Regions from separate parts of the Homo sapiens genome. Here regions 2 and 3 are each linked to region 1. Evidence: read pairs that join two places in POLR2A ChIA-PET (ENCODE). Cell type or tissue: MCF 10A. All regions are shown on one strand. Region 1 overlaps NUMA1 (nuclear mitotic apparatus protein 1). Region 2 has its middle 9.3 kb from the start of FOLR3. Region 3 overlaps LRTOMT (leucine rich transmembrane and O-methyltransferase domain containing).

Region 1 (8,000 bases):
TGTGCTAGAAGCCACATGGAAAATGGGAGACAATGACATGGTCCTTGCCTTTGAGGGGCTTATAGCAGGGTAGGGAGTAAAATTAAACATATGTGAAGCACTAACAGAAGAAAATAATTAAATGCTAAATATAACTAAATGCTAATTACAATTAAGTGCTTCCTGACCCTGCAACATCCAACATGATTCCACATGTCATACCAGCATCAGTCTTGGAATTGAGCCAATTCACCTGGGCTTTGGCAAGGGCAAATGAAATGGTTAAGAGAGCTCTCAGGAGGGCAGAAAAGCTAAGGGGCTTATGTTCCTCAGTCTTGGATAATTATCATCAAGTATACCCTATCCATGGGCAAGATTATGTAGCCCTTGAGGCCAGGCATGGATGGATGCAGATAGCCCCAACTACTGCACTGCAATAAGGCTTTTCTGTGGCTGACAAGACTAAAGCTCGAGGGACCACACTTGGCTCTGTGGTGGGGCGGCAACAGCCAGACACTCAACTGGGGTTTCTTTAAAAAAAAGGCCTCTGAGCTATTAAATCACAAGGAATGAGGCTGAGATCACCGCTCCCCCATCCTCACTGCTGCCTATAGACTTGCAGTCCTTTTGATGAGGCCCAACACTTCGAAATTTTATCTGCAACTGTAGGCAGATCTTGCCCCCTTTGAAAGACTCACAGCTGTGCTACTAAAAATGTCCTGAGGTTTAACCAACCTCTTCATCTCAGAGGCAAAACATACAACCCTGAGGTCCTCCCAGGAGAGCCTGTCTAAAACTAGTTCCACTGTTCAAGAAAATGAGTGTCAAGGCTAAATATTCTTTTCTGTGTTCCCCAGGCACAGAAATACGAGGAACCCAATATTCACCACTAGGAACTCCTGAAGGACCTTGTCTGCTCTTCAGTTCTAAGCCTGTAAAGAGGTACTTTCCTAGAGACAGAACATCAGGGTGAGAGAGGCTTCAGGAGAGCCCCAGCCATTCCCTCTTCTCTGGGTAAGGAATGACTGAAGCCAGGAGCACAGCTAAGTCTTCTACATTGGGACTATAGCTTTAAGCAGACTTTGGCTGGGAACCCAAGGGCTCCCAGCCAGAGTACCATCCTCCCCACCCTCCCCCTGAAATCTGAGGCAGGCCCCACCCAGTACACTGGGTGATGCTGATGGAAAAACAGATCCTTGCGATTGTAGCCTGGAACCATTTCACAGAAGGATCTGCTGAGATCCACCCCAGCTGGATCAGGCACCCCCCGTCCCCCCCACAACCCTCACTCAATAAACAAAGAAACAAAAGGCCAGGCCCTCTGAGGGCACCTTTGGAGTTCCCATCTACCTGATTCTCTGAGAAAGAAATTCCCCCAGAATCTAAAACAGAGGCCTCACCGAGCTGGTAAGGCACCCTCTCTTTTCCCTGGTCTCAAGAAGTAACCAAGGACACAGAAGCAGTTGCGTTATAAACTTAAGGCCCTGCATCCTTTTTACATTTCCCAAACTGACACAATGCAGCTCCCCCACATCAGGACAAATTCCCACATTTACAGTAACCCCTGTTTCCAGAAAATAAATATCAAGATAAGGAAAGTGACACTAAAGAGACACGCAGCCACTCTGCCTGTACCCTCTCTGGACCTTAAAGAGTTAAAGCCTAGCCATGATTTCCTACCAGGGCTGAGGCTAATGTAAACCACCTGCTCAGACACAAGAAGCAGGACCAGAGGGTCAAGTTGCTGAGCTCTGAAGTCTGTTCTGAAAAAGCTTCAGTTTTAAGTACAGAACAAGTGATAGGCCAAAGGCCAGAGGGTCTGAGCTGCAGCAGCACTGCTCTCCTTACCCCGCCCTTGGCCTGGGTGCCAGCTCCTTTGAGACTGCCTCTTAGCCACTTACTGCCCATCAAGGGAACACCAGACCTACCTCAAGATAACACCAAAGTGACCTTTGGTCCCAGAGAGTTGTTAAACTATACCGATCTCTCAGCTCATGGGCCCTTGCTTCTGCTGAACCCTCATTCTCTTAGTGCTAACTCCCACTCCCAGAATTTCAGGGCCCAAAGCCCACACAAGCTCCCACCTCAAAGGGTCCTTCCCAGAACCCCACCCCCTTCTCCACCTGATAGTTCCAAAGGCCTACAGCCTCACAGCTCACAAAGGAAATGGCTGCCCCATCTGTGCGCCAGTGCTCACTTGCAAAATTTACCACCACTTACCCTGAGACGCTGCCTGCCTGTAGCCTAAGAATTCCATGCTCTGTACCCCTTTCTTAGAAAGATACTCCCCATCTGAGAGACACTCACATCCAAAGAGTGAAAACCCTGATCTTGGGGCTCCTCCTCCTCCAACTCTAGGACGGATAGGCCAGGAGGCACATGCAAGCAAACACCGAGATCTCACCTGGCAGGTTACCCAGAGGGGCCAAGCCACCTTGCCCTAGGCTAATAAGCTATAAAAACAGCATAGGAAATACTTTGCTGGTACATCCCCTGCCTCTGAGAAGATAAAAGGCAAGAGGACCAGTGGCTCCAAGAGACGCCATACAGAGAAAAACAATCTTTCTCAATTCCTGGGGAGTCCTGGGTAGACCGTCTGGTCCAAGTCCAAAGAGTTTCCTGAGGTCGGGGCAAACCAGTTTGGTCCATCTAAAGGGACTAGCTTGGGCTGAAGCCTCCTCTTCACACAGACCACTCCATCTTTGTAGCCTAGAGTTTGGCACAGAACCCCAAAGCCCTGGAGAGGAACAAGGGAGGGATTACAGAGGAAACCAAGCTTCTCTGGTTTCTTCAAAAGTGGCTTACAGATGTCTGCCCCTTCTCCCCGTTCTCTGGAGGGTCCAGATCAGGATGATGGCAAAAGAGCTGCAATCAGGAACCAGACCTGCAACCAGGCCTGCAGCCATGTATTGTACTGGGGCGCGTACACATACACACACACACACACACACACACACACACACACACACACACACACACACACACACACACACACACTGACCTGGGCCCCCCACCACTATATTCACACACCCTGGTCCCTATCAGCTGACAAAATGAACCTTTTTTCACTGCCCACCACCGTGCACACACCCACGGCCTCACGCAGAAATGGTGAAGCCCTCTCCTGAGCTGTCTCTACAGCTCAACGTGCAGGCAAACACGCTTTCCTTCTCTGAACAAAAACATGCTGACATCTACGCAAGGGGGAAAGAAAGCAACCCTTTGCTCTGAAAGGCGCCAACTCCCGGATGTTGGCAAGCTCTGCTCCACAGCGCCTGTTTCTGAGTATGTTTACTTGCTCTCCCTCTTCTCTCCCTCCCCTTTAAGGATGGCGCAGGAAAGGGAGGTGAGGGGGGAGAATCCACCCCACCCCCTCGTCCATGTTTGAACAAAAACCCAGAGAAAGAGTGAGGGAGAAAAAGTCTCGGTGCGGGGGGGCCTTACCAGACTCCTAAAGCCAAACGTATCTACAGGTTTTAATCCGCCATTAGCATTTAAATCTTGAAAGGAGAGGAGGAAGGGGGGGCCAGTGGAAAGTAACCCCACACACAAAAGAAAAGTTGTTGGTTTTCTTCTCAGTCTGCCTGGCAGGAGCGATCTTCCTGGCTGACAGCCAGAAGTGCGTCACAGCCAGGAGTCTGCTTTCTTTAAAGGCACAGCAAGCTTCCCCGATCTGGGAGCGACAGCAAGCAGGGGACTCTCAGTGGGGGTGGGGCCCAGAGGGAGGGGGTGCACTGGAGAGGAGGGGCTGCAAAGGGGAAGGCTGGAGGCTTGGTCCACGAACAAGAAAAGCAGGACGAATGGGGGCGGCGGGTTGAGGGTGAAGGCACAAGCAGGCAGGCAAAATTACTGAACTCCAACAGCAGCAAGAGCCAAGGCAAACTGTGGCATAAACACACAAAACACATCTTACAGTGGCCTGCCTGACAAACTGGGATCAACCGGACACTCCCCCTTCGCTCTGTTTTCCACCCAGAGTTTAAGGCAGCAGTAATAATCTGTCCATCTCTCTGGACAGCAATGGAAGGGTAGGACAAGGGCTGTCCTGATAATTAGATCAGCCCCTGCCTGGCGGACCGCAGGGCAAGGAGGAAGACCCGGGAACAGAGGCTTTGAAGAACAAGCAACATGCAGGCCCTCTGATCGGGGGCACCTTCCTGCCGGCCCCAGGGCAGGCTGTGTCTTTAAGTACAACCATGCCACTCACACACAAAGCGCCCTGCCACCTTCCATGGGCACCGCCTGCCCTGCTCTGGGACACGGCCACCCACTAAATCCATTCCCCGAGGGAATCTCTCCAGCCCATACCTTCTGCGTGGCAAGGCCAGGATGCCGTGCTGTGCCCGCTCCTCCCCCTCCGCCACCCAAACAAGAAGCCCAGGCAGATTCTGGCCCTGGAGTACAGGCCTGCGCTGTCCTGTGCTGCGTGCTATTGTCGGCTGTGGAATGGCCGCCAAAATCCCAGCTGTGCTGCCAGAACCTAATCCCCTGTTCCGCTGAGCATTTATGGGGAGGGGCTGAGGGGCCAAGGCACGAGACCGAGTACGCCAGGCACTGGCTGCAGCCCTTAACAGACGCAGGCACGGGGACTTGTAGACTCTGCTTCTCCTACATGGCTGAAAACAAAAGATGTCTGACTCTTAGAAGACAAAATCACAGCATTTCCCCCCACTGAATAGCGAACTTCACCAAGGCTGAAAGGGAAGCCCACCAGATGGTCAACAGGCACCCCCTAATCTTATGCCACAAACATTTACTGAGCACCTACTATGTGTAAGGCACTCCTATAGGAAACTGTAGGAAGTATACAAAGATGAATTAAGCCCAGCATCCGCACTGAGGTAGGTTGTAATTCACAGGAGATAAGAAATATGACTTGAAGATTAATTTCAAACTGGTGTGCTAACTTCCATAAAAGCTGTAAAGAAAAATTCTAACCAGTTTAGAATAGGGAAGGATTACGAAAATGAAGTGCCATTTTAATTTGGACCTTGAAACACACAGGTAGCATTTCCCCAGATGGAAACAGAGAGGTGTGGGGAGGAAGAGAAAGCAGAGAGGAGGCATGGAAGCAGTGGGAGAAAGGGCTTGAAGAGTGAGGTGGGGTCAGAGAGCTAGGAGAATCTTGAACCTCAAACCAAGGAATCAAAGACTTGTAAGTTTGTTTGTTATTAACACAGAGCTGTGGTATGACAAAAACTGTGCCCCAAGTTTATTCTGATATATACCTGAATGAGACTAGCAGCAATGAGGTGAGTCAGGAAGCTGCACAGTCAGGAGACAGGTAATGAGGGCACACAAGAGGGTAAGGTAAGAAAGAATGGAAAGGGGCCTTGGCACGACGGCTCACACCTGTAATCCCAGCACTTTGGGTGGACCACTGAAGTCCGAGAGTTGGAGACCAGCCGGGGCAACATAGGGAGATCCCATCTCTACAAAAAATTTCATGAATAAAAAATTAGCCGGGTGTGGTGGCCCGCACCTACAGTTCCAGCTACTTGGGAGGCTGAGGTGGGAGGATCACTTGAACCCAGGTGGAAGCTGCAGTGAGAGACATTGTGGAGACAGGGTAAAGAACTGATAGGAGGCAGAGAGAGGAACTGTACAGGGGAGGAAAGTATGAGGGATGATATGCAGAATTAAACTGAGGAGATGACAGGATGTCAGAACAAGAGAGAAAACAGAGTATAATAAATAGTAGCTGGTGGGGCACGGTGGCTCACGCCTGTAATCCCAGCACTTTGAGAGGCCAGCCTGGGCAACATGGCGAAACCCTGTTTCTACCAAAAAATACAAAAAACCACACAAAAAAACAAAAACAAAAAATTAGCCAGGCGGAGTTCTTTTTTTTTTTTTTTTTTTTTTTAAAGCAGGGTCTCACTCTGTCACCCAGGCTGGAGGGCAGTGGCGAGATCATAGTTCACTGTAACCTCAAACTTCTGGGATCAAGTGATCCATCTGCCTCAGCCTCCCAAGCAGTGGGAGTACAGGTGTGTGCCACCATGCCTGGCTAATTTTTTTTTTTTTTTTTTTCTGTAGAGACAGGCTCTCACTATGTTGCCTAGGCACAGCATTATTTTAAATTCTTCTCTAAAAATTCTATGCTTCTCCCAAAGCCCTGGGATACAGGCATGAACCACCACACCTGGCCCACAGTTGTCTTTGTCTTTTTCTACTAGGAGCTATACTATAGAGGTCACAATCATTGGCTACAGTTTATAATATATAGGCTAAAATGTTTTACATATAAGATAACCAGTAAAACTTCATGATTTAGAAACAAATTAGTGTCTTTTTTAGTGTCAGAGTCCCAGCTACTCAGGAGGCTAGGGTGGGAGAATTCCTTGAACTCGGAATGAGCAGAGATCATGCCACTGCACTCCAGCCTGGGTGCCAGAGCAAGACTCTGTCTCAATAAATACATAAATAAATGGACAGATAGATAAACAGAGAGACAGAAAGACATATAGTAGCTAATGCTTACTGAGTGCATACTATGTACGCGACACTATTCTACTGACCTAATATGTACGAACTCATTAATCTTAAAAACTCCCTTAATGAAGTAGGTACCATTATCACCCAACTTTAGAGAGGAGGATATTGAGCCACAAGATTAAATAATTTGCCAAGATCACATAGCAAGTAAATGGCAGAAGTCTCTACCACATGCTGCTAACTATTTGACATTGGCAAGAAACTTCTGAACTTTAGTATCCCTATTTGTAAAACAAGAATAAAGACACCTGTTATAAAGCAATGAAAATTAATTCAATAACACCTATAAGGTGTCCAACACACTGGCTAGCATGTAAGGCATAGGATGGGTGTTTCCTGCAGACTAATTCCTACTTGGCATTTTGGTCCCTTGTCACCAAGGTGTCCAAGCAGAAGTTGGCTCACCAATTGTTTGGGAAGCCAGAGAGGGTATTCTGCCTGGAGCAGGAGACTGGATCCTCTGTCTGTCTGCCTTCTTCCCATCAGTCTGCCTCTCTAGATTTTACTTTAGGGTCCAGCTCAAATATTTAATATATTTGATTTAATATTCCTAACTCCTCAAATATTTAACAGTTAACAGGGGTTACTTTGGGGGGGGGGAGGAGTTAGATTGTAGGGAACATTCACTTGGGGACTTTCTATGCTGTATGTTTGCTTTTTTTTTTTTTTTTTTGAGATGGAGTCTTGCCCTGTCACCCAGGCTGGAGTACAATGGCATGATCTCAGCTCAATGCAACCTCTGTCTCCTGGGTTCAAATGATTCTCCTGCCACAGCCTACCAAGTAGCTGAGATTACAGGCACCTGCCACCATGCCCAGCTGATTTTTTTATTTTTAGTAGAGACAGGGTTTGACCATGTTGGCCAGGCTTGTCTCGAACTCCTGACCTCGTGATCCGCCTGCCTCAGGCTCCCAAGTGCTGGATTACAGGTGTGAGCCACTGTGCCTGGCCTTGCATTTATTTTTAATAATCTTGTATTACACTGGTGATAAGAAAAATGTAACTACCTCCTACTCTTGGCACTTATGTGTATATGCATGAAAATCTTGTCTTCACATCTAGAATGGAAATTCCTCAAGGGCATAACCAGTTCCACCTCTCTCTCTCTGTGATCCCCCATAACACCTAGCACACTAGGGCTCCTTAAATCTGCTTCTCCAAACTACATCTGGATGTCAGGTTTACAAATTCAACTTTCTGGCCACCAGAGAATGACTGTGGTGGGTGGTTGGGATGAGGTGGGGGTGGGGGTCAGACCAAGGCTCATTGCTGTAGGCTCCCCATCACCTGCTGCTTCTTCCAGGCCCTGTAAGCTATTCCCACTGTATCATTTGTAGTCTGTAGTTAGCAATCACTATTAGTAGAAATGGAAGTTCTTATCCAAAGGAGCACCATGAAAGCAAAGGCAAAGCAGATACCAAAACTTTTACAGAAAAGCAAAGTGGCAAACATAATTGTTTGGGTTTTTGTTGTTTTTGTTTTCTTGAGACAGTCTCACTCTGTCACCCAGGCTTGAGTGCAAG
Region 2 (8,000 bases), 100 kb after region 1:
CAGTTTTCATCTGCCATTGTTCTGAGATCTTTCCATATTGACCTATTGATATGTTAAATTACCAGGTAGTAATCCATTCTAGGTGTACATTACATTGAATTCAGTCTCCTACTGATGGGCATTGGAAGGAATGGGGTTCTTTTATGATCCTGACATTGCTGAAAGCCACAGGCCAGTTATTTAGTAGAATACTCCTCCATTTGGGTTTGTCTGTTTCCTCATGATTCATTGAGGTTATGCGTTTTGGGCACAAATACCCTACATGGTTATCCCGTGCATCATAATGGGAGGCATGTGGTGTGGGGTTTGCTCATTCCTGGTGACGTTAACTTTGATCTTTTTCTTGAGATTGTGTCTGCCAGGTTTCTCCACTACACTTTCCCCTTTGTAACTAGCAAATATGTTGTAGAGAGAGACTGGAGAACTAGAGATACTCTATTCATCAGCACACTTCCACCTATATGTTCTAGTAGCTGATGGACCTTAAACATGTCTTACTATGTTACAGCTCTTTCACCAACCCTTCAATACTTTTCAGTGGTATCAACTGTAAAAACCAAACTTCTTCACAATAGCACAGAAGACCATGCCCCTCCTTTGAGCCCTCAAGCCAAATCTCTCCCACACCACCCCATAAATGAGCTCCAGTCACATTTCTCATGTTGGGGGTCTTTGCTCCAGCAACTCTTTCTCTGCATGCCTGAAATGTTCTTCATTAATCCTCTGCAGCCTAGCACTTTGTGGCCACTTAGATCACAACCTACAATCCCCCCCTAAAATGACTTCTGACCACTCAAACTGACAAACCCACCCAGCTGATTTCTCATCACACTACTCTATGTCCTTGTGCAGATTTTTATCTACTGTGTTTGTTGTCAGCCTTTTCCCTAACAAAACATACTCTCCCGAAAGCAGGGTTGTGTCTGTGTCATTTTATGCTACATCCCCAGGGTCTGGGTCAGTGCCTGGCACCGAGAATGTGCTCAGTAAGTTAAGGAATCGCTGCATCCATTCTGTCAGTCAACAATTCCTTCTGAGCATCCAGTCCACTGGCCCATGCTGGTCTCAGCCAACAGAAAGGGAATTGAGTTCCTTGCAAGGTCTGGTGGGGACAGACAGTTCTGAGAACCAGTGACTCTTAGAACAAGGAGATGAGGCTTTCACAGAGGGAAGCACAGAGTGTGGTATTATTCTGCTGAAGCCCAAAGAGGTCAGGGAAGGATTCCAAAGGAGTAATGTTTGCCAAGCACAAAACAGCACAGGGAATGGCATTCCATGGACAGGTCTCAGCAAGTGCAAAGGCTTAGAGGTAATAGAAGTGCAAGCAGAATTCCAGGGTGGCTAAGAGAGGTTGTGTGGGGAATGGGCAGCAGTTAAGGCCAAAGAAGAAACACTGGATCTGCATTCCTTAGGACGGTGCCCTGTGGGCCCCTCACAGAGCTTCTCTCCTGCAACTGCTAGGTATAAGAAGGCAGGCTTAGAATCGGACTGAGATCAGTAGTTTCTGCAGCTGGGAAGATGAGTGAGGTGAGATTGCATGTGTGATAGGCTGGCACTCAGGGAAGACCTCAGGGTTCTCTCCTCCCCACTCTGAGGCCCCTCTCCTGCTTCCTGAAGCCCAGAGTCTCCACCTCTGTGAGCCAAACACCTTCCTGTTATCTGCCTGGTCCTAGGGTAGCCTTCGGGTTGGGGTTAGAAGGAATGCCAATGGTTAACCTTGTGGTATTAAGCTTCCAGCTCAGGCAGATACTCTCTGGACTGGTTCAAGCTGACTGCCTGACTGTCCCTCCCTGCTGGCCCTAGCACCCAGACTCCAGATAGGCACACCACCTCACCCTTCAGAGCAGGGCTCTGAGACTCCACAAGTGGTGAGGACTTACCAGAGGAACTGAACTTGACCTCCAACCCAACCTTCCATTTGCTGGTATTATTCTGAAGCCCTCATGGCCCAGGGGCCTGCCTCAGGTAGCAGGTCTCACTCCTGCAGTGGAGGGGCCATAAAGTTCAGTTCATGATCAGCCCCCAAGCCAGGGGCAGCGGATGACAGGGCAGGAGTTCCATCTAGAGGAGCTCCTGTGTTCAGGCGTTCCTAGACACCTGCCTGCCCTTCTCCCATCAGCACTGGGGTATAAAGAAGGAAAGAGGCCTGAGGTTTCCAGAGGCCTCTACCTGCTGAGGTCTTAAGAGGACTCAACCCTCTGGGAAATACAAATAAAATCCTCAACCCTCCAAACAACTGAATGGACACCTCTTGGCCAAAGAGACCCCGGAAAAACTTTAAAATCCAAGTTTCCTGGCCGTGATGATAGGTCACTCACACCTCAGCACACCTGCTTCCTCACGAACCGTTACCAGGCTTCTTTCCCAAGAGCTAAACAGAAACCAGCCCTGAAAACCAAGAACAGGAGACTCCTTCACTGATTTCAATTTCAACCAATTCCGAGACTCCCTTCCCTTTCCTGATTTTGACATGACAGCTGATCAGCTTACAAAACATTCCTGGCTGATCAATGACTCTCAACCATGGACCAGTTCTGGCTGGTTTACAGAGGCAGCACACAAAGTGCTTTGGGTCCTGTGTTTCACATTTTGACATACAGAGCCTAATTCAACTGCATTTTAATGTCTCCACCCCGAAGTGAATATGGGACATATTTAACATGTTTTATTGGTACACATGTGTGCAACTCTCATGAATATTCATAAATCCTCTTAAAACTTATTAAATATATATGTTTAGCCAACTGATTTAGTGTAAAACCCCTGTCCCTTCAATTCCTAGCTTGTAGGTTGCAACCCATCAAAAGAAATAAAGCTCTCTTTTCCAAATGTAAAGATCTTATGATTTTAAGCCAATATAATTGAAGACAAGAGTAGGATCCATGGAGCAGCCCAGGTTCCCCCAGCCTAAGTGAATGCACAGGTGCCAGGTGGAGCCATTGACAGCTCATTTGTCTCCCTGACAGCTTTGGGAGGAAGGTGGGTAAGCTCTCCCCGATCTAAGATCTCTCACTTTTGAATTGAGATCTCGAGGACTTCATTTTTTTACCCTGATCCCCTCCATCCGGACCCTGCAAGTGCCATCTTTGTTGGTCCCAGGTTTCTAGATGGGGAGGTTGGGGGCAGTTAAGCCTGACTCATCCGGCGCATCAGCCCATCAGGTTTGGTGAGGATGCTTGCCCTCTAGTGGCACACGAAGGAATGTCTTATGCTTTTCTGGGGAATCTAGATTCTAAGGAGACAGTCCCAGACCAGCTGCCATCAGGAACATGCATGTTTCAGAATTATGAGAAAAAGTCTTGTGAATATTTTGGATCCTGGAAAAAAGCTAACCTGGAACAATATAAAGATTTATAGGCCAAAATGGAGAACTTTTGGCAGAATGTCTGACATGCCTAAATTAGTTTATTTGCATGCACAATAGGGTTCAGGACCTCTCAGAAGCAATGGGAGGTCTTTTTTTTTTTTTTTTTTTTGAGACAGAGTCTCACTCTGTCATGGGGAGTGGAGTGGAGTGGCACGAACATGGCTCACTGCAGCCTCGACCTCCCAGGCTCAATCATCCTCCCACCTCTGCCTCTCAAGTAGCTGGGATTATAGGCATGCACCACCACACCCCACTAATTTCTTTATTTTCAATTTTTAATTTTTTATAGACCATGCTGGTCTCAAATTCCTGGACTCAAGGAATCCTCCCACGGGAGACCATTTTTCAGTGTTATTATGAGAGCTCTAAACACAGTTGGGAGTCTCAGATAACCTCCTTAAATGAGACTAATTCAAAACTGAAGGAGTCTAATTCAAAACTTGACCAGCATATTCAAACCTATCTGCCACTATTGGACAGGTAGCTGAAGACACTGCAAAAAGCCTTATAGCCCAACAAATTGAATTCCCTGGCTCAAGTAGTAATAGATAATTTAATTGCTTCAGATTTTCTTTTACCCAAACAAGGAAGAGTCTGTGCAGTGGCCCATAACACCTGTTGCACTTACATCAACACTTCAGGTGAAGTAGAAACTCATATAGGGTTGGGCACAGTGGCTCACACCTATAATCCCAGCACTTTGGGAGGCTGGGGAGGGAGGATTGCTTGAGCTCAGGAGTTTGAGACCAGCCTGAGCAACATGGTGAAACCCTATCTCTACAAAAACTGCAAAAATTAACCAGGCATGGTGGCACATGCCTGTAATCCCAGCTATTTGGGAGGCTGAGGCAAGAGGATCACTTGGGCCTGGGAGGCATAGGTTGCAGTTAGCCTAGATCACGCAATTGCATTCCAAACTGATAAAGCAAGACTCTGTCTCAAAAAAAAAAAAAGAAGAAAAACTCATACAGAAAGAATTTCCAAACAAGCTAAATGATTACAAGAAATAAAACTACTGATCCTATCAATGATCTGTTCAGTTGGCTTTCTACCAAACAGAAATTCCTTTCAAGATGCTATTGAAGGCTGGGCGTGGCGGCTCATGCCTGTAATCCCAACACTCTGGGAGGCTGAGGCGGGTGGATCATCTGAGGTCAGGAGTTTGTGACCAGCTTGGCCAACATGGTGAAACCCCGTCTCTACTGAAAAATACAAAAAATTAGCTGGGTGTGGTGGCGACACCTGTAATCCCAGCTACTTGGGAGGCTGAGGCAGGAGAATCGCTTGAACCTGCTAGGCGGAGATTGCAGTGAACCGAGATCACGCCACTGCACTCCAGCCTGGGTGAGAGTGAGACTCCATCTCAAAAAAAAAAAAAAAAAAAAAAGGTGCTATTGAAGTTTTTGTTATAATTATAGTCTCCATCAAACTTTTCTTCATAACATTTAAATTACTTATAATATGGGACAGGCATGGGGGCTCAAGCCTGTAATCCCAGCACTTTGGGAGGTGGGCAGATCATTTGAGGTCAGGAGTTCAAGACCAGCTTGGCCAACATGGCGAAACACTGTCTTTACTAAAAATACAAAAATTAGCCGGGCATGGTGGCATGTGCCTGTAATCCTAGCTACTCGGGAGGCTGAGGCAGGAGAATTGCTTGAACCTGGGAGGCGGAGGTTGCAGTGAGCCGAGATCACACCACTGCACTCCAGCCTCGGCAACAGAGGGATACTCTATCTAAAAAGTAAATATAAATAAATAAATAACTTATAATATGTATAACCAACTGCTGTAAGTCTGCTGCTAAAACCAGAATTATGCTGGCTCAATGCATAGAACTTATAGACAAGTTAAATTGGTAGCCCTACCTTTTGGCCTTTATATTGCTTGATAGACCTTAGGGGTTGATGAGTACCTGCCCACCTCTATTTCTGTCTGGCCAAGATGTTCAATTGGCTGTAAGTCTCTTGGCCACAAGGGTCCCACCAAGGGACTGGATGGATCTGGAGCAGGTAGCCTCAGCATCCTGGCAACGACATGGTACAAACAATTTGGCCATTGATGCTGACTGTGGCAGATCTTGGCTAAAAGGAAGAAATGTGGAATAAAAAGAAAATCCAAAGACCCCTCAACTGACTGAACAAACCCCTCTTGGCCAAGGAGACCCCAGAAAAACTTTAAAATCTAGGTTTCCTGGCTATGATAAGACAGGAGGCTGGTCACACCTCAGTATACCCTCTTCCTTACTGTTACCAGGCTTTTTTCCTAAGAGTTAAGCAGAATCCTGTCCTGGAAAACAGAGAATGGAAGACTCCTCCGCTGACTTCAGCTTCAACTGCCTGATGCCATGGCCAGACTTCACTCTCTTTTTGTGATTTGACACGACAGCTGACCAGCTCACAAAGCTATCCTTCCTGATCAGTTCCTGTTAACCATGGGCTGGTTCTGGCTGGTTTACAGAGGCTGCACACAAAGTGCCTTTGTGTCCTATGTTTCACCTTTTGATGTGTATGGCCTAAGTCTGCATTTTAATGTTAAGTCTCAGCTGGGTATGGTGGCTCAATGCCTGCAATCCTAGCACTTTGGGAGGCCAAGGCAAGAGGATTGCTTGAGCCTAGGAGTTCAAGACCAGCCTAGGCAACATGGTGAGACCTTGTCTCTATTTTTTTAATTAAAAACAAAATACAAATATAAAAATAATTACTGTTAACTCTCCACCCCAAAGTGAACACAGGATGTATGTAACATGTATGTTTGCTTAGTATACATGCATGTGACTCCCTTTCATGAATATTCATAGCTCCTCCTATAACTTATTAATAAGTATACTAGCTAACCTATTTAGCATAAAACTCCTGTCCCACCTCTCCTCCCTCAAAGTGCCTGCTTTCCATCTCAGCCAGAGGCTCCACTTCCCAGCCTGCAGGTTACAACACAATATTAGTAAAAGTGTTCTTTCCAAGTGTATACATCTGGTGATTTTAAGTTGATACTTCCCAGGTTGTCCAAGATTCAGGTACAGCTCACTATTGCAGGATACAAGCTGGGATCTCCTGGGAGTTGGTCTCTTTGCAAATCGTATTATCTCTGTATCACCTTTTATGAAATCCTAAAAGAATTTAAATCTGAAACATGTGACTCCAAAGATTTTGAATAAGGAATTGTGAACCCATGGTAAACTCCTGGCTTAAGGGTGTCCAATTTTTTGGCTTCCCTGGGTCACATTGGAAGAATAAGAAAGTTTAAGAAAGTCTGTGAATTTGTTTTGGGGCACATTCAAAGCTGTCCTGGCCACATGAGGCCTGAGGGCTATAGGTTGGACAAGCTTCTAGCTGGCTATTTCTGCATTTTGTCCAAATCCATCTTTTAATTATTATCATTATTATTATTATTATTTGAGACGGAGTCTCGCTCTGTCACCCAGGCTGGAGTGCAGTGGCGCGATCTCAGCTCACTGCAAGCTCTCCCTCCCGGGTTCACGCCATTCTCCTGCCTCAGCCTCCCGAGTAGCTGGGACTACAGGCGCCTGCCACCACGCCCGGCTAATTATTTTGTATTTTTAGTAGAGAAGGGGTTTCACCGTGTTAGCCAGGATGGTCTTGGTCTCCTGACCTCGTGATCTGCCCACCTCGGCCTCCCAAAGTGCTGGGATTACAGGTGTGAGCCACCGCGTCCAGCTGAAACATAATTTTTCTCTTTTTGGTTTCACATTTTTACTAAAGACAAATCATGGTAAGACTGATTTGCTTTATTATACTTGGCCTGATTATTTGTGTAACGTGCAGCAAGAATACTTACTTTTCACATAGGCTTTTTAAGTTGGCTTTGATGGAACTTTGTTTTGTAGAAGAATCTCAGATTAGACTTTTTCTTTTAAGGCCGGGCTCAGGGGCTCACTCCTGTAATCCCAGCACTTTGGGAGGCTGAGGAGGGAAGATCACATCAGGAGTTCAAGACCAGCCTGGCCAACATGGTAAAACCCCGTCTCTACTAAAAAACACCAAAAACTAGCCAGGCATGGTGGCAGGTGCCTGTAATCCCAGCTACTTGGGAGGCTGAGGCAGGAGAATCACTTGAACCTTAGAGGCAAAGGTTGCAGTGAGCCAAGATCACACCATTGCACTCCAGCCTGGGCGACAGAGCGAGACTCTGTCTCAAAAAAACAAAACAAAACAAAACAAAACTTTTTTTTTAAAGCCGAGTTTGGCCATGCGGTTGTACCATCAAATACCTATGAGTTGGGTGAATTCCTCTTGAGAACCCAAGATGATTTGGGGCTCCTGGGTCTGTCAGAGAGTGACATTCTTTACTTGCCACAGGTCAGAAACCCTGCTCAGGATCTGTGTAGAAAAGGTATGAAGTTAGTTTTCCCAAGGGGCTCTTATCAGCTCTATAAGTCAAGTTTGATTCCTTAAAGGAAAGCACACCATTCCAGTCAAAGCCTTGGTAAAATAACTGGTTTCTCCAATTGTGTCCTGTTACAAAAGAAAACAGATTCTGGCTGGGCACAGTGGTCATGCCTGTAATCTCAGTACTTTGGGAGGCTGAGGTGGGCAGATCACTTGAGGTCAGGAGATTGAGACCAACCTGGCCAACACGGTGAAACCCCGTCTCTACTAAAAATACAAAAATT
Region 3 (8,000 bases), 50 kb after region 1:
TATTAGGCTTAAACTGAATTATAAGATATCAGGTCCTTGGTTTTTAACAGAAATTCTTTTTTTTTTTTTTTTTTTTTTTTTTTTCCTGAGACAGGGTCTACAGGGTCTTGCTCTGTCGCCCAGGCTGGAGTGCAGTGGCACAATTATAGCTCACTGCAACCTCCAACTTCTAGGCTCAAGCAATCCAACTGCCTCAGCCTCCCGAGTAATAAATTCCATTTTAAAGTTGTTTGCCAATTTCATTGTCTCTGCAAACTAATTTATCCTTTGAATCCAATGATGAGAACTGCAATCCCAAGGTTTCTCTTTTTGCTTTGGCTGCCAGGAATTTCAGAGCTAAATGTAGGCTTAGATTCTTAAAGTGCCTGGCACATCTCTCTCTTCCTGTAATCTAGTTTCTGATCTTTCTCTTCCATTTTTAACTTTCTAATCTGCACTGTCCAGTATGGTAGCCACTAGTCACGTACATTTGACAGGTAGGCTAGTCCAAATTGGGATGTGCTGTAAGTGTAAAATATCTCAGTAAGTTTTAATATTGATTACATATTGAATGATTTTTTGATATATTGGGTAAAATTAAGTTATTAAAATTAATTTCACCACTTCATTTTACTTATTTTGGCTACTAGAAAATTTTAAATTATATATATGGCTTGCATTTGTGACATTATATTTCTAGTGGATGGCACTATTCTGCAAATCATCTGTTTTATGACTGTGTTATTATTGTAAACCTGAAATCCTTTTGGAAAGCAGGTGAAGTAATACAAATAATAATACAAAGGTGGCAGCAGTGGATGGAATGAGAAAGGGGAGGTCGACTGGGGCAAGTTCTTGTCCTTATCCTTGTCAATTTGTCTTTTGCTTGTGTGATTCACATACAAACCCCTTGGTAAAGTGTGTTGTCAGCTCTCTTCATCCCAGGTGAGTAGTATTCTCATGGCTCTCCCTTGTCTCCAGAAAAACCTCAGCTTTACTTTAGCTAACAAATTGGAAACGATCTGATAAGACAATTCACACCACATTGCAAGTGACTGATAACAACATTGTGTTCATCCCTGTCAGGGAGTATTTCCATTTTAACCGGAAACAATCCCTGAACCCACAGGAATGAATGCCTAATGGTGGAGTTTCAGCCATCAGTGACAGGTGAGTGAGAGGTAGACTCTGGTTTTGTGTGTGTGTATGTTTATATGTGTATGGCTACATTCAGGATAGGGCTGAAAGTAGGGTATTTGGATGGAAAGGTAATGGGGCTGGCAGAGAAGCCAAGCGGAGAAGGTGGCAAATCCCCAGCTGGGCCAGACTGAGAGGGGTGGTGAGACACCAACCAGATGCGGTGCAGGCCCTCAAGGATTTGTTAAGCAATAGAATAGCCCAGTTGATGTCAACAGAGGGTGGGTATCAAGACAGTCTCCACAGTAACTACTGTAGAGTAACAGAAAAGGTCTCAGAGTAGGATTCAGGAGATTATGACTGCAGTCTACAACTGACTCACTGGCTTAACTCTGGGCAAGTCCTTTTACCCCTTGGGTTTCAGTTTCTTCATCTGGCATTTTCCAGACAAAGAAATGGGTGTTCGATTCTCAAATGAGTTCTAAGAGATGTGAAGGTGCTCTGAGAAGTAGAAAGTGCTCTATACATGCAAGGATGCAAGGAAGAGTGATTTCATATCTTAAAATGGAAATACAGCCAGGCAGGCCTAGAGTAGTAGAGGACAGAAAGCAGGGATGGAGGACTATGGGGAAACCTGAAAGCCGGTGTACTTGAAACACTGGTCTTTCTCTGTCCTCCCAGGCTGAACCCAGACTCCCAGGGCACCTGCTTGCACCTTTGAATGATGGCCTGAACTATGAACAAACGGGACTATATGAACACTTCGGTACAGGAGCCCCCTCTTGACTACTCCTTCAGAAGCATCCACGTCATTCAAGGTCAGCCCCCAGAGCACAGTACTCCACTCACTAAGGCAGCAGGCCCAGTGTGGTCCCTAGGAAGAAACCATAATCTACTTAAAAGCCTAAAGAGATTCTTCCCATATGCTTGCAGATGTGTTGTTACTGTCTTTTGGAGGGTAGGGGAGAGTGAGAGGTTTTTTTCTGTCTTTTTGTTTGTTTTGATTTTGCCCCGATACAGCCCCAGGAGATCCTAAGAACATGTGCCCCTGTTTGTTTTTTTTAAGCAGCAAATCTGAAAGGAAACAGGGGGCTATCACAGTAGTTGATCATCTTTAAAAGAAGCCAGGCTACAGCAGGAAAGTCAAGTGGAAGAAAACTGGGAAGCCAGTCTATCAGCCAATAGTTTTATTCTCCTGTTTTTACCTGAAGAGAGGAGGAAAACACAGGCTCCTGTGGAGTCCCAGCAAGTAGGCAAAACCTTTCTCCTCTGTCTGCAGACACAAGCCTAATCTGACTGGCCAAACATGAGGGGTCTTATCTACAAACTGGCATATTTCCAGTTTAAATACTTACTGACAAATTTCTTACACTCATTCCAGCCAAATCCAAGTTTATTCCATCATCACCTACACTTATTGCAGGTTCCAACACTGTCCACACTCGCTCCCATTTTGCCATTCAATGTCTTTGTAAATGGGTAGCTAGTCCCTTCAGGAGGGAACATAGGGAGGCTGTCAGCCATGTCATATTCCCAATGAGTCATCCGTTCTTCCTAGGGAAGTTCTGCCATCCCTGGCTTTTGTTATCTGGTCTTTCATTAAAGCATCAGTCCATCTGTCCTCACAGAATACACGTTAACATCCACTATCTCAGAACTATTATTTGGCTTTAGTCTTCTCTCAGGCAACTGGTAGCCACTGCCTTTAAGCTCGGGAAGCTGGCAAATAGCACCAGTCTTAGATTGGGTTTAGGGTCTACTTGGGTTATCATCAGCCACAGTGGTAACTCACGTTTGTTCTCTCACGAGCACACAGCCACCTGCTGTGATCTTTATTGTGCACTGCATCACTTCTGATGTAATCCATGTTTCACAAGGGGTTTTAGCTGCAATAGTAACTATCTCTAAGACAGGTGCAATGACAGAGGTGGGAAGGAAGTATACCTCCTACCTATCATGGGAATTTCTAACTCTGATGGAGGAGGTGTAGCTCTGCCCTCTATGGAGTCCTCAGAATTGGGAGAGAGACAAGCAGTACCAAGGGTAACTCTACATCACAAAACGTAAATGGTACAGATGGCCCATCCTTCATTCAACCGTTCAATATTTACTGAGCACTTACTAAAAGCATTTATATATGTGTGTGTGTGTGTGCGTCATATGTATATGCCAGGTATTGTGCTCCTTGCTAGGTATGTGAGGCACATCAAAGGCCCAAAAGGTCAGAGTCCCTTCAGATTCCCCAGAGCTTCTGAAACACTTATTTACAGCTGGGGTTAAGGGATACAATAGAGTTTGGGGGTACCTGGCACACTATTTGGTGAATGAATAAATATTACAGAATCTGAAACGGCAGTGCCTTTGGAAGGCATCTAATCTGTGCTACCATCAACCCAGTTCCTCTAACTTTTCACAAACCTAGAGTGTTAAGGAAGTCCCCCACCATATACACCTACCAACACCTTCCAGTTGGTGGTTGAGGGATGACACAGGGAAGTTCAATCAAACTAACTTGTATTCTGACACATGGCAAGAGCTACATGGCAGCCTTTCAGAGAGAGGAAAACAGGAACATAGTTTCCCAGATCTTCCTGGAGCTAAATGCTCCCCAGTTCCCAAAGCATTGATATTTGTGGTCCAGCTTCCAGACCTGCTTTGGCCTACTCTGAACAAGGAACTTTACAGATTCTTAGGCAGTGTAGTGCATTGGTGGAATCTGAGAGGAGCAGCAACCTGTGGCAGCCTGGATATACCACTCCATCCTTGGTAAGAGCAGCTCCAGCCAGCATCAAGTTTTAGGCAACTCTGTCCCACCAGTGATTCCCTCTGAGCTTGGCCTCCACCCCATGCTTGGTGGCATTCCCCAAGCTGCTACCTTATCACATGGGGCACTAGTTCATGTGGGGTTATTTTGACCTTAATTTTGATTCATCTGTGTCATTCTGTTTCAGGGTTCTAAGGAGGTATGGGGAGGGAAGCAGGATTAGGAATTCATGAGCTGGGGTACGCCGTTCCAGTACCCTCCTGCAACCCCAGGCCCCAATTGTGGGTCCTGCTCACTCTAGGATTAAGGCAGAGAGCCATCTGGTGGATGTTGCCTGACCTGCATCTGAGGAGGAGGAGAGGTGGGGGTGGAAGGGCAAAGGGTGTCCTTCCAGTAGAGAGCAGAAGAGAGTGAAGAAAGCTGGCTAGCTTCCGCAAATACTAAATACTTCCTTCCCCAGGGGTGAACTAGGGAACCAAAGGCTTAGCAGCAATGGGAACTGGACCTCATTTTGAAAAAGTGGGAGTGAGGCTTTGGGGTGTTCCATACACCGGGGTTCTAACATAATCCTATTCCCTATTCTCTCTCCTCCTCAGCCAAACTTTCTGAGGATGTTGTTTATGCTAACTGCTTATATCCATTCACTCTTTTTTTGGTAGAGACGGGGTTTCATGATGTTGCCCAGGCTGGTCTCAAACGCCTAGGCTCAAGCAATCCTCCTGTCTTGGCCTCCCAAAGTGCTGGGATTACAGGCATGAAACCAGCCTCCATTCACTCTTGAACTCACTCACTTCAATCTGGCTTCTGCCTCCAGGCCCTTGCCATTCCACTGAAGCAGCCCTTACCAAGGTTACCAGGGACTTCTAAGTTGCCAAAATTACTTTTCAGTCCTTACCTCCCTGGAACTTACTACTATAAACTATTTACTCCCTGAACATCTTTAAACTGTCCTCTCCTGATTTTCCCTGATCATTTAACTTCTCTAATGGATTCTTCTTCCTCCCTGACCTTCCTCCCTACCCTCACTCTCCCTGAGGAATCTCATCTCTTTCCCTAACTTGTATGCCTTCTATGCTAATGATTCTCAAGTCTGTGTCTCCTGAGCTTCCGACCTTCATCTCCAACTGCCTACTTGACTTCTCCACCTTTTTGTACAGGAACCTCAAATACACCAAAGCTAAGCCTGAACTCATCACATTCCCAATGCTATTTCTTCTTCTGTAATTCCTTACCAGTTAATACAACTGGCAACCACCCTTTAATATTCTTCTACCTTTACATCCAGTCAACCAAATTATGTTGATTGTAGGGCCCTCTCATGTCTTGCTTGGATGACTCAAACAGCCAAATTGGTCATTTGGTCCAACTCACTCCCTAAAATCCATATTCCACACTGACACTTAAGAGTGATCTTTCTGAAATAAAAGATTTGAATCATTTGCTTTAAACACTCCAGTGCCTTCCCATTACACACAGGGTAAAGCCCAAGATCCTTAGCCTGACATTTGAGACTTTTGACTGGATTCCTGCCTCCTTTTCCTCTCTGTCCCCCTTGTGCAGTGCGTGCAAGCACTTGTGCAGGCACACAAACCCGCCCCAGACTCCCTGGCTGTTCTGTACCTCTATACCTTTCTTCATGCTGTTCCCTGCCTGTTTACCCTTCTTTGCCTGATAAACATCCCCTAATCCATGGAGATTCAGCTCAGGCTTCACCTTCCCTGGGAAACTTCCCTGAGCTCCCATACTGGGTCAATAGCCTCTCTTCTGTGCTGCTACAACTATTATATAGCACTTATCACACCATGTTGCCAGCTTGCTCCCATCTTGCCCATATAAGCTCCTCCAAGGCACAAATGTCTGCTCTCTGCCCTATTATTCATACAAAGTCTGGAACAGACTGTCTCTCATTTTGTTTATCACTGTATATCCAGTACCTGGCATACTGTAGGTACTCAACATTCATGGAAAGAGAGACAGGATATCAAAGTGTATTCCACTGAAGTGAATTCTATAGGCTTTACCAGTAGTTAATTCAGGATTTTGTGCTATCATCTACTCAGCTCAAGCCCAACAATTCTGGTTCTTAGTTTTCCTCAACCCCACACTGGTTTGGTATAAAAAAGACCCAGTGGTACAGTGGACATGAGAAGTCCATGTGACCTGGAAAGCCAAGAGCTTGAGATAGAAGTCTCTGGCCCTTAGTCTAAACTTACTGATTGCTGGAAGCTGTGGGACAGGGTTGCACTAGACTCAGGCACAGGGCTATGGCCCTTCCAGACCCTCCAGCTACAGCCTGGATGGCTAATCTTTCCAGCTCTGTCCCTTCCCACCCCCTAAAGCCAAAAAAGCAAAGATGATACCCAAGTCTCACTTTGTCCCCACAGATCTGGTAAATGAGGAGCCAAGGACAGGACTACGACCACTGAAGCGTTCAAAGTCGGGGAAATCACTGACCCAGTCCCTGTGGCTGAATAACAATGTTCTCAATGATCTGAGAGACTTCAACCAGGTGGCTTCACAGCTGTTGGAGCACCCAGAGAACCTGGCCTGGATCGACCTGTCCTTTAATGACCTGACTTCCATTGACCCTGTGAGTTCCTAACAGTAGGAATCCAGTCAGGGGAGCCTGAAGCCACTTTGTTCAGCCCCCAACCTCTCCACTCCTACATGTTATCAAGGAAGTAATGAGGCAGCATGGTACAGTCCAAAGCACAAGGCTAGGGGGCCAGACAGATAGATGTAGGTTCAAATCCTGGGTTTGCCTCTTACTGACTGTGACTTTGAGCAAGCTACCTAACCTCTCAAAACTGCAGCCTCCCTGTCGGAAAAATGGGGATAATATGCCAGTATCATAAAGGTTTTGTGAGGATTGAATGAAAATACATGAAAACCACCGGGCACAGCGGCTCACGCCTGTAATCCCAGCACTTTGGGAGGCCGAGGTGGGTGGATCACAAGGTCAAGAGAGATCAAGACCATCCTGGCCAACATGGTGAAACCCCGCCTCTACTAAAAATACAAAAAATTAGCTGGGCGTGGTGGCGGGCGCCTGTAGTCCCAGCTACTCGGGAGGCTGAGGCAGGAGAATCACTTGAACCCAGGAGGCAGAGGTTGCAGTGAGCCGAGATTGCGCCACTGTACTCCAGCCTGGCAACAGAGTGAGACTCCGTCTCAAAAAAAAAAAAAAAGAAAAGAAAATACATGAAAACCAACAAACAACTGGTACATCAGAGGCTGAAGTAAAATTCTAACTGTCACTGCGCACCCACTGTGACCTGTGCTGGGTTCTCCTGTGGAAGAGGTAGTCAATAAAGTACAGCACTTACTTTCTGTGAACTCAGATTCAAGTTTTAAGAAATAAAGTTTGGCCTTTTCTAGTCCAAGATCCCTAAGAGGGGAAAGGAGCTGGAGCATGACTTGGACACTATTCCCCTGGTGTGGTGATCTCAATTTAACCAGTATTTTAAAAGCTTCTTATGTGCCTAGCATGATGCTCTGTCTTCCTGTTGCTTGCTGTGATAGAATCGTAGATCACCAAAGCTGGAAAGGTCTTCAGTGAAGGGGCAACTAAGGCTGAGAGAGGCAAGTCAGTGGCAGTGCTGGTACCCAGGCCCACACTCCTGACCCTCAGATCACAGCTCCTTTTCAGTGTGATGCCCTGTATGTCTTAAAACATAAATAAAAGTAGGTTACAGTCATACAGTATGGCTGTGGAGGGTTGGAGTGGAGGGCAGGTTGTTCCCCACATTCTTCCTTCTCTGCCCACGAGTCAGCCCTGAGCAGAGATTCAGGGTCCTGTCCTGTCTAGCCTGGCTTTTGGTTTCCCTCCCCAACAGGTCCTAACAACTTTCTTCAACCTGAGTGTCCTCTATCTTCACGGCAACAGCATCCAGCGCCTGGGGGAGGTGAATAAGCTGGCTGTCCTTCCTCGGCTCCGTAGCCTGACACTCCATGGGAACCCCATGGAGGAAGAGAAAGGGTATAGGTAAGTGCCCTGCCCCTGGAGGTAGCGTCTAGCTGGGCTCCCCTAAAGGAAAGGAGGAGGAGAAACAAGAAATCTACGACCATTCTTCTGCCATGCTTGGACCTGGGAAGGGAGTAACAGACCTCTAAGCATTCC

What was found. Peaks named below come from ENCODE experiments on the same cell type or tissue, not always from the same donor. Only the 100,000 strongest peaks of a DNase experiment are listed, where the experiment ranks them.
Region 2: POLR2A ChIA-PET joins it to region 1 with 54 read pairs; 10 of 35 experiments call an interaction of 5 or more read pairs at or near these places.
Region 3: POLR2A ChIA-PET joins it to region 1 with 29 read pairs; 27 of 35 experiments call an interaction of 5 or more read pairs at or near these places.

What each region holds. Positions count from the first base shown.
Region 1 is chr11:72,037,536-72,045,535 of GRCh38, forward strand. The region is part of intron 2 of NUMA1 (nuclear mitotic apparatus protein 1); the gene reads right to left. Among named protein-coding and RNA genes, the nearest start is that of NUMA1-AS1, 27 kb to the left of the region's middle. RefSeq lists enhancers at 2,698-2,777, 3,258-4,043, 4,044-4,827, 4,278-4,327, 4,418-4,497. In MCF 10A, no CTCF peak of the experiment used is centred here; DNase peaks (open chromatin) are centred at 1,096, 3,306, 3,596, 4,326 and 1 weaker place.
Region 2 is chr11:72,141,010-72,149,009 of GRCh38, forward strand. No RefSeq gene overlaps it. Among named protein-coding and RNA genes, the nearest start is that of FOLR3, 9.3 kb to the left of the region's middle. RefSeq lists silencers at 1,447-1,647, 5,682-5,882. In MCF 10A, a CTCF peak has its summit at 3,201 (motif pointing left); DNase peaks (open chromatin) are centred at 272, 1,272 and 3,172.
Region 3 is chr11:72,087,232-72,095,231 of GRCh38, forward strand. LRTOMT (leucine rich transmembrane and O-methyltransferase domain containing) reads left to right here. Exons shown (of 9, transcript NM_001145310.4): 2 at 1,066-1,149; 3 at 1,798-1,934; 4 at 6,265-6,470; 5 at 7,717-7,865. The coding sequence starts at 7,832. It overlaps LRRC51 (leucine rich repeat containing 51), which reads left to right. Exons shown (of 6, transcript NM_145309.6): 2 at 1,066-1,149; 3 at 1,798-1,934; 4 at 6,265-6,470; 5 at 7,717-7,865. The coding sequence starts at 1,853. Among named protein-coding and RNA genes, the nearest start is that of LRTOMT, 10 kb to the left of the region's middle. RefSeq lists an enhancer at 3,968-4,127. In MCF 10A, a CTCF peak has its summit at 4,210 (motif pointing left); a DNase peak (open chromatin) is centred at 4,220.